Regions from separate parts of the Homo sapiens genome. Here region 1 is linked to region 2. A link is a loop called in an ENCODE intact Hi-C map of the cell type or tissue named here. Cell type or tissue: dorsolateral prefrontal cortex. All regions are shown on one strand. Each heading gives the region's core, and the rest is flanking DNA. Links, peaks and the distances in the headings are about the cores only. Region 1 overlaps AMBRA1 (autophagy and beclin 1 regulator 1). Region 2 overlaps AMBRA1 (autophagy and beclin 1 regulator 1).

Region 1 (2,906 bases), core at 315-2,814, 72 kb before region 2:
GATTCAAGCAATTCTCCTGTCTCAGCCTCCCGAAGCTGGGACTATAGGCGTACACCACCACGCCCAGCTAATTTTTGTATTTGTAGTAGAGATGGGGTTTCACCATATTGGTCAGGCTGGTCTTCAACTCCTGACTTCAGGTGATCCACCCACCTTGGTCTCCCAAAGTGCTGCGATTACAGGCATGAGCCACCATGCCTGCCAGCCTCCTCCTTTTTAAAACCCTGGGCTCACATCAGCTTTTCTTTCTCGTTTCCTTTTCCTATCTCCAAGCAGCCTCGTTTATTCCAACCTGGCTGGAAATGCCATGGGAGCTGGCAGACATCACCTCTTACCTTTTCTACCAAAGTGGAGCCAACCTGTGGTTGTTAATTTCCTTTCTTTAAAACTTGCTGATCAACAAAGGCCAGCTCTTCCCCTGGGTCCTCATGCCACTCAGGTTGAAGAGCAAGCATGGATATCTTTGTATGAGCCATGATGGGGAAAGAAACTCCTGCAAATAGGTGACTGGGGCCCTTTGGGAGTGTTAAGACTCCCTTGGGTATTTCTTTTGGGTAGCTGTTGAGTGTCACCCCAGAGCCAGAGAGTCATCTTGTAACCACATACTCACCCTGTGAAGATAGTCTCTCATGTTATAGGGCTATTGAGGGGAGTCCCTGGGTTTATCATAGGCCCAGTTCACTGCAGCTTTGTGCCATGAAGAAGGAGCCCAGCATCACTTCTACTGTCTTGAGCTGTGGGGCTACATTCTTTAGGGATGCCTGGTAAGCAGATTCATGGTTTTTACTCTTTTTTTTTTTTCTTTTTTTTTTTGAGACAGAGTCTCACTCTTTCACCCAGGCTGGAGTGCAATGGCATGGTCTCGGCTCACTGCAACCTCCGCCTCCCAGGTTCAAATGATTCTCCTGCCTCAGCGTCCTGAGTAGCTGGAACTACAGGCGCATGCCACCACGCCTGGCTAATTTTTGTATTTTTAGTAGAGATGGGGTTTCACTGTGTTGGCCAGGCTGGTTTCAAACTCCTGACCTTATGATCTGCCTGCCTCGGCACCCCAAAGTGCTGGGATTACAGGCGTGAGCCACTACGCCTGGCTGGTTTTTACTCTTGTGGCTCATAGCTGGTAAAGTAGAAGCCAAAAAGATTCCTTCCTAATGCAGGGAAGTTAACTGGTCCAGGGTACAAAGGAACAAGGGAAAGCTAGACAGGAGGTAAAGGGTAGAAGTCCCCATTGGGAACAAGGGTTTCTCCTTGTTCCTGTGAAGTGGGGTGCACAGTAAACATGTGAGGGACATTTATTTTCACAAATGAAGCTGGCTAGAAAGGTGAGTTGTCTCCAGAATCTACCATATTGATATAGTTAGTGCCAGTGGCTGCTTTTTGTAATATTTGCTGACTCCCAACAGCAAGTGTTCACAACAGTCTTTTACGGTTTCCGTTGGACTGGTAACATAAAGGAATGACATGGAAATATCCGCAGTCACTCCTGCTCATTAGAGTGAAGTTTCACCCAGACAAATAGCTCTGAGATTGTGACAGTTCTATAACAGCATTTACAATTATCCAAAACATTGCCCATCATGCTGAACTGCAGAGGGGTAGTGAAAAGACAGAATTTAGTAACTCAAGCTTAGATTTGGCCATGAAGTAGTATTATAGAGAAAAACAATCCTAAAATTCATAGGGAGCCAGAAAAGAGCCTGAATAGCCAAAGCAATCCTAAGCAAAAACAACAACAACAAAACAAAACACAAAGCTGGAAACATCACATCACATTACCTGACTTCGAATTATACTACAAGGATGTAGTAACCAAAACTTGCAAAACGTGAGGACTTTGGAATATGATATTTCAAATTTGGTAAACAAAACCCCTAAGAACATTTGTTCTATACCAAGTACTGTTCCAAGCACTTCTCACATATTAATCACCAGCAGCATTGCTATGATACACTGTCATTTTTACAGATGAGGAAACTGAGGCTAAAAGAGATGAAGTATTTTACCCAAAACCACAGCTAGTACTTGACAGAGTGGGAGTTGGACCTCAGGCAGTCCTGCTCTTTTCCAACAGAACCACCATGGGGTGTGATCTGATTCTTTGTTGGTAGAAAAACAGGCTAAAATCTAATCTCAGGCTTTACCTTCAGAGAACAAAAATAGGCCGGGCGCGGTAGATCATGCCTGTAATCCCAGCACTTTGGGAGGCCGAGGCAGGCCGATCACCTGAAGTCGGGAGTTCGAGACCAGCCTGACCAACATGGAGAAACCCTATCTCTGCTAAAAATATAAAATTAGCCAGGCATGGTGACGCATGCCTGTAATCCCAGCTACTCAGGAGGCTGAGGCAGGAGAATCACTTGAACCCGGGAGGCAGAGTTTGCAGTGTGCTGAGCTCAACAAGAGCAAAACTCCATCACAAAAACAAAAACAAAAATAGTGTGTTCAGCTCAGAAGACTGCTACTGGGGAGGGGGCTACTATGCTCTTATATCCTTGTCGCAGATCCTTTCCCCTAGAAAGAGGGCCCTGTAGAAGAATTATATTCCCAAACAATGAATTGTGTAGTGGTAATTACACTGTTGCCATCCCTTTGGGAAGAAGGCTGGGGCGGTGATTACATTCCAAAACAGAGCTGTTTGGGTGTAATTGCACCGTGCTGCTCTTATCAGTCTGGGGACGGCAGGCCTCTGGTCTCCATCCTCATTTGTTTTTGAGATGGAATCTGAACAGCATTCAATTAATAGTCAAGACCCAGGCACAGGGAAGTCAGCCAAAAGAGCCAAGAGGACATTAAGTTGCTATTGGCATTTTCCTTCTACTGAAGTTTTCCAGACCTTTAAGTATCAGCAAATTTGAGGGGGAGCCTAGTTGAGAAAATTTATTTGGCTAGTGAAGGGTTAGAGATCC
Region 2 (2,906 bases), core at 141-2,640:
GGTTCATGCCTGTAATCCTAGCACTTTGGGAGGCCAAGGTGGGCAGATCACTTGAGGTCAGGAGTTCGAGACCAGCCTGGCCAACATGGTGAAACCCCATCTCTACTAAAAATACAAAAATTAGCCGGGCGTGGTGGCACACATCTGCAATCTCAGCTGCTCAGGAGGCTGAGGCAGGAGAATTGCTTGAACCCAGGAGGCAGAGGTTGCAATGAGCTGAGATCATGCCACTGCACTCCAGCCTGGGCATCAGAGTGAGACTCCATCTCAGAAAAAAAGGCAGATTTGGAGGCTCAGTGCCTGGTTTTGTTGCCTTTTACCTGAGGCAGCACAGCCTCCTGGGACCTCCTGGGACCTCCTGGGACACAGTCCCTCGTCTTCCAGGCCCTGCCTGGTCTCTGTCCTAGCCAACACCCATGTTTAGGAAGGAAGCACCTCCCAGCATCCTATAATACACTCACTTGGGGATGTTTGCTCTTTATGGAGGTAACTTCTGTTGTTAAAGGAGGGTGACCTAGGCCTCTAGGTTAAATAGCTGACTTTTGGTGAAGTTTGTCTTCCTCCGCTCAGGCCGCCCCAGGGGCGAGAGCCTGCACTGTCTTTGTTTTCTGAGGCCTCTGCTTTTCTTTTTTTTTTTTTTCTTTTTTTTTTTTTTTGAGACAGAGTCTTGCACTGTCACCCAGGCTGGAGTACAGTGGCGCGATCTCAGCTCACTGCAACCTCTGTCTCCTGGTTCAAGTGATTCTCCTGCCTCAGTCTCCTGAGTAGCTGGGACTACAGGCATGTGCCACCACGGCCAGCTAATTTTTGTATTTTTAGTAGAGACAGGGTTTCACAATGTTGGCCAGGATGGTCTTGATCTTGTGACCTTGTGATCTGCCCGCCTCGGCCTCCCAAAGTGCTGGGATTACAGGCGTGAGCCACTGGCGCCTGGCCAAGGCCTCTGCTTTTCAAGACTAGGCATGCCCATTGGGCAGGGCTGTCCATGGCTCTGTATCTCTCCAGTGGGCCTCACTCCAGCCTCACATTTGCCATCTTAGTTCCTTTCTCTGTGTCTGAAGAATACTCAGGACCCACTGCCTGTATCTGTTGTTGCTATTTTTTTAGCTGTCTCTTAGCTCCGAGGAGGAGCCGGTTAGGCTTGTCAGGGGGAAGGGAGAAGCTAAACCCACCATTCCAGGCATTTAGGCTATTAGAGATTTGTCTGAATTGATCCAGCACTGAGCATCCTGATGAGGCAGCAGCTCTGGTCTTGGTTTCAGCTCAGCCCCAGGAGAGAGAAAGGATGGGCAGCCACAGTCCACAAAGCCAGGAGTTTCAGGAGCTCTTATCCTTCCCTCTCTAATGCCTTTCACCTTCTTCTTTACCCTTCCCAACTGATTTTTAGGGCCTTAAACTCTGGTGTTGAGTACTACTGGGACCAGCTGAACGAGACGGTCTTCACTGTCCATTCCAACAGCAGGAGCAGCGAGCGGCCTGGGTATGTTTGGGAAGTAGGCAGGGAGCAGCTGGCTGGAGGCCCATCCCTTCCTCCTGCTTTTGATGGGCTCTTAAGCAGCGCCCTCTAGGGCTCTGGGTCCCTCCTCAACCAGAGCAGCACCTCCTTGATCTTTTGTGTACAGTTTCATTTGAGAAAAGTGTTGTGTGGCTAAGAAAGAGAACAAAAGCTCTGCTCTCAGAGTCTTGCTGTAGAACCACCCCCTGGCCCTCTCCCATCCTGGCCATGGTGCCTGGGCACACTTGGGGTGAGGAGAGAAGATAGGGCCTGGAGAAGGATGCCGCCCCATGAAGTCTGCTCCATGGCCCAGGCTCTTCCAGATGACCAGGACCTCAGGGACCAAGCTGCCCAGGGCTGTAGCCCAGGGACAAATCCTCTTGAGGCACCCATTAGTAGAAATCTGGTACTGATCCTTTCATCACTTAATTCACTAATGAAGACTGGAACAAAGCGCTGGGTTGTTGATAAACCCAAAGCAATTGCTACTTCCCCTAGGAATTGCTGAGCATAGCTGGAGGAATAGTCCCAGAAGCAGCTAGAAATGTGAGTGTCTGGTGATAGTCTCAAAAGGCCTGGGCTGCCTCTGCTGCCAGCTCCAGCTATTCCAAGGCAGTGCCTGGGAGATGCCCAAGGAAGGGGGATGCTAGCATTGGCCAGAACCTTCCTTGTAGGACAGCCTGTGCTCCCTACCTGCAAGGGTCTGTTTTCAGAAGGCCCTGGAAAGAGGATCCCAGAACAGCCTCATAAGAGTTCCAGTCCTGGATGGGCGCGGTGGCTCATGCCTGTAATCCCAGCACTTTGGGAGGCTGAGGCGGGCGGATCACGAGGTCAGGAGATGGAGACCATCCTGGCCAACATGGTGAAACCCCTCTCTACTAAAAATACAAAAATTAGCCGAGCATGGTGGTGTATGCCTGTAATCCCAGCTACTCGGGAGGCTGAGGCAGGAGAATCGCTTGAATCCTGGAGGCAGAGGTTGCAGTGAGCTGAGATTGCGCCACTACAGCCTGGGTGACAGGGCGAGACTGTCTCACCAAAAAAAAAAAAAGAGTTCCAGTTCTTTCCTTCCAAAGTGGAGTTCTCAGTTCACTTGCAAATTCAAGAATTCAAAGTGGAATCTTATGAGCATACAGTTGGAAGGAAGGTAAAGCTAAAGAGAGAAAGGACCTTCTTCTAGTGCTCACTCTTTATCCCATGATCTCAGCTACTGGCCTCCTGAATTTCATTAGTCTTTTCAGATCAGCCATCTCTACAGCTCCTCCCCACTCCCCGACAGGGGCCTGTTGTTGAAGGGCATGACTGAGTGAGCCAGGGTTGCAAGATTGGATGTTTCTGTGGCCTTTCATTGTTCTAGGGTATAGACTAACCTTGGGGGAGAATGGACACAGACAAGTTAACCACCATCAAG

Evidence for each region. A loop is a pair of places that touch in the nucleus more often than their neighbours do. Peaks named below come from ENCODE experiments on the same cell type or tissue, not always from the same donor. Only the 100,000 strongest peaks of a DNase experiment are listed, where the experiment ranks them.
Region 1: it touches region 2 in a loop (2.5-fold over the local background); 4 of 110 quality-filtered maps call a loop at or near these places.

What each region holds. Positions count from the first base shown.
Region 1 is chr11:46,480,916-46,483,821 of GRCh38, reverse strand. All of the region lies in intron 11 of AMBRA1 (autophagy and beclin 1 regulator 1), which reads left to right. Among named protein-coding and RNA genes, the nearest start is that of MIR3160-1, 30 kb to the right of the region's middle. In dorsolateral prefrontal cortex, for the core only: no CTCF peak of the experiment used is centred there; no DNase peak of the experiment used is centred there.
Region 2 is chr11:46,408,850-46,411,755 of GRCh38, reverse strand. It overlaps AMBRA1 (autophagy and beclin 1 regulator 1), which reads left to right. Exons shown (of 18, transcript NM_001387011.1): 16 at 1,388-1,480. Among named protein-coding and RNA genes, the nearest start is that of CHRM4, 19 kb to the right of the region's middle. In dorsolateral prefrontal cortex, for the core only: no CTCF peak of the experiment used is centred there; a DNase peak (open chromatin) is centred at 1,485; H3K27ac peaks cover 350 bases.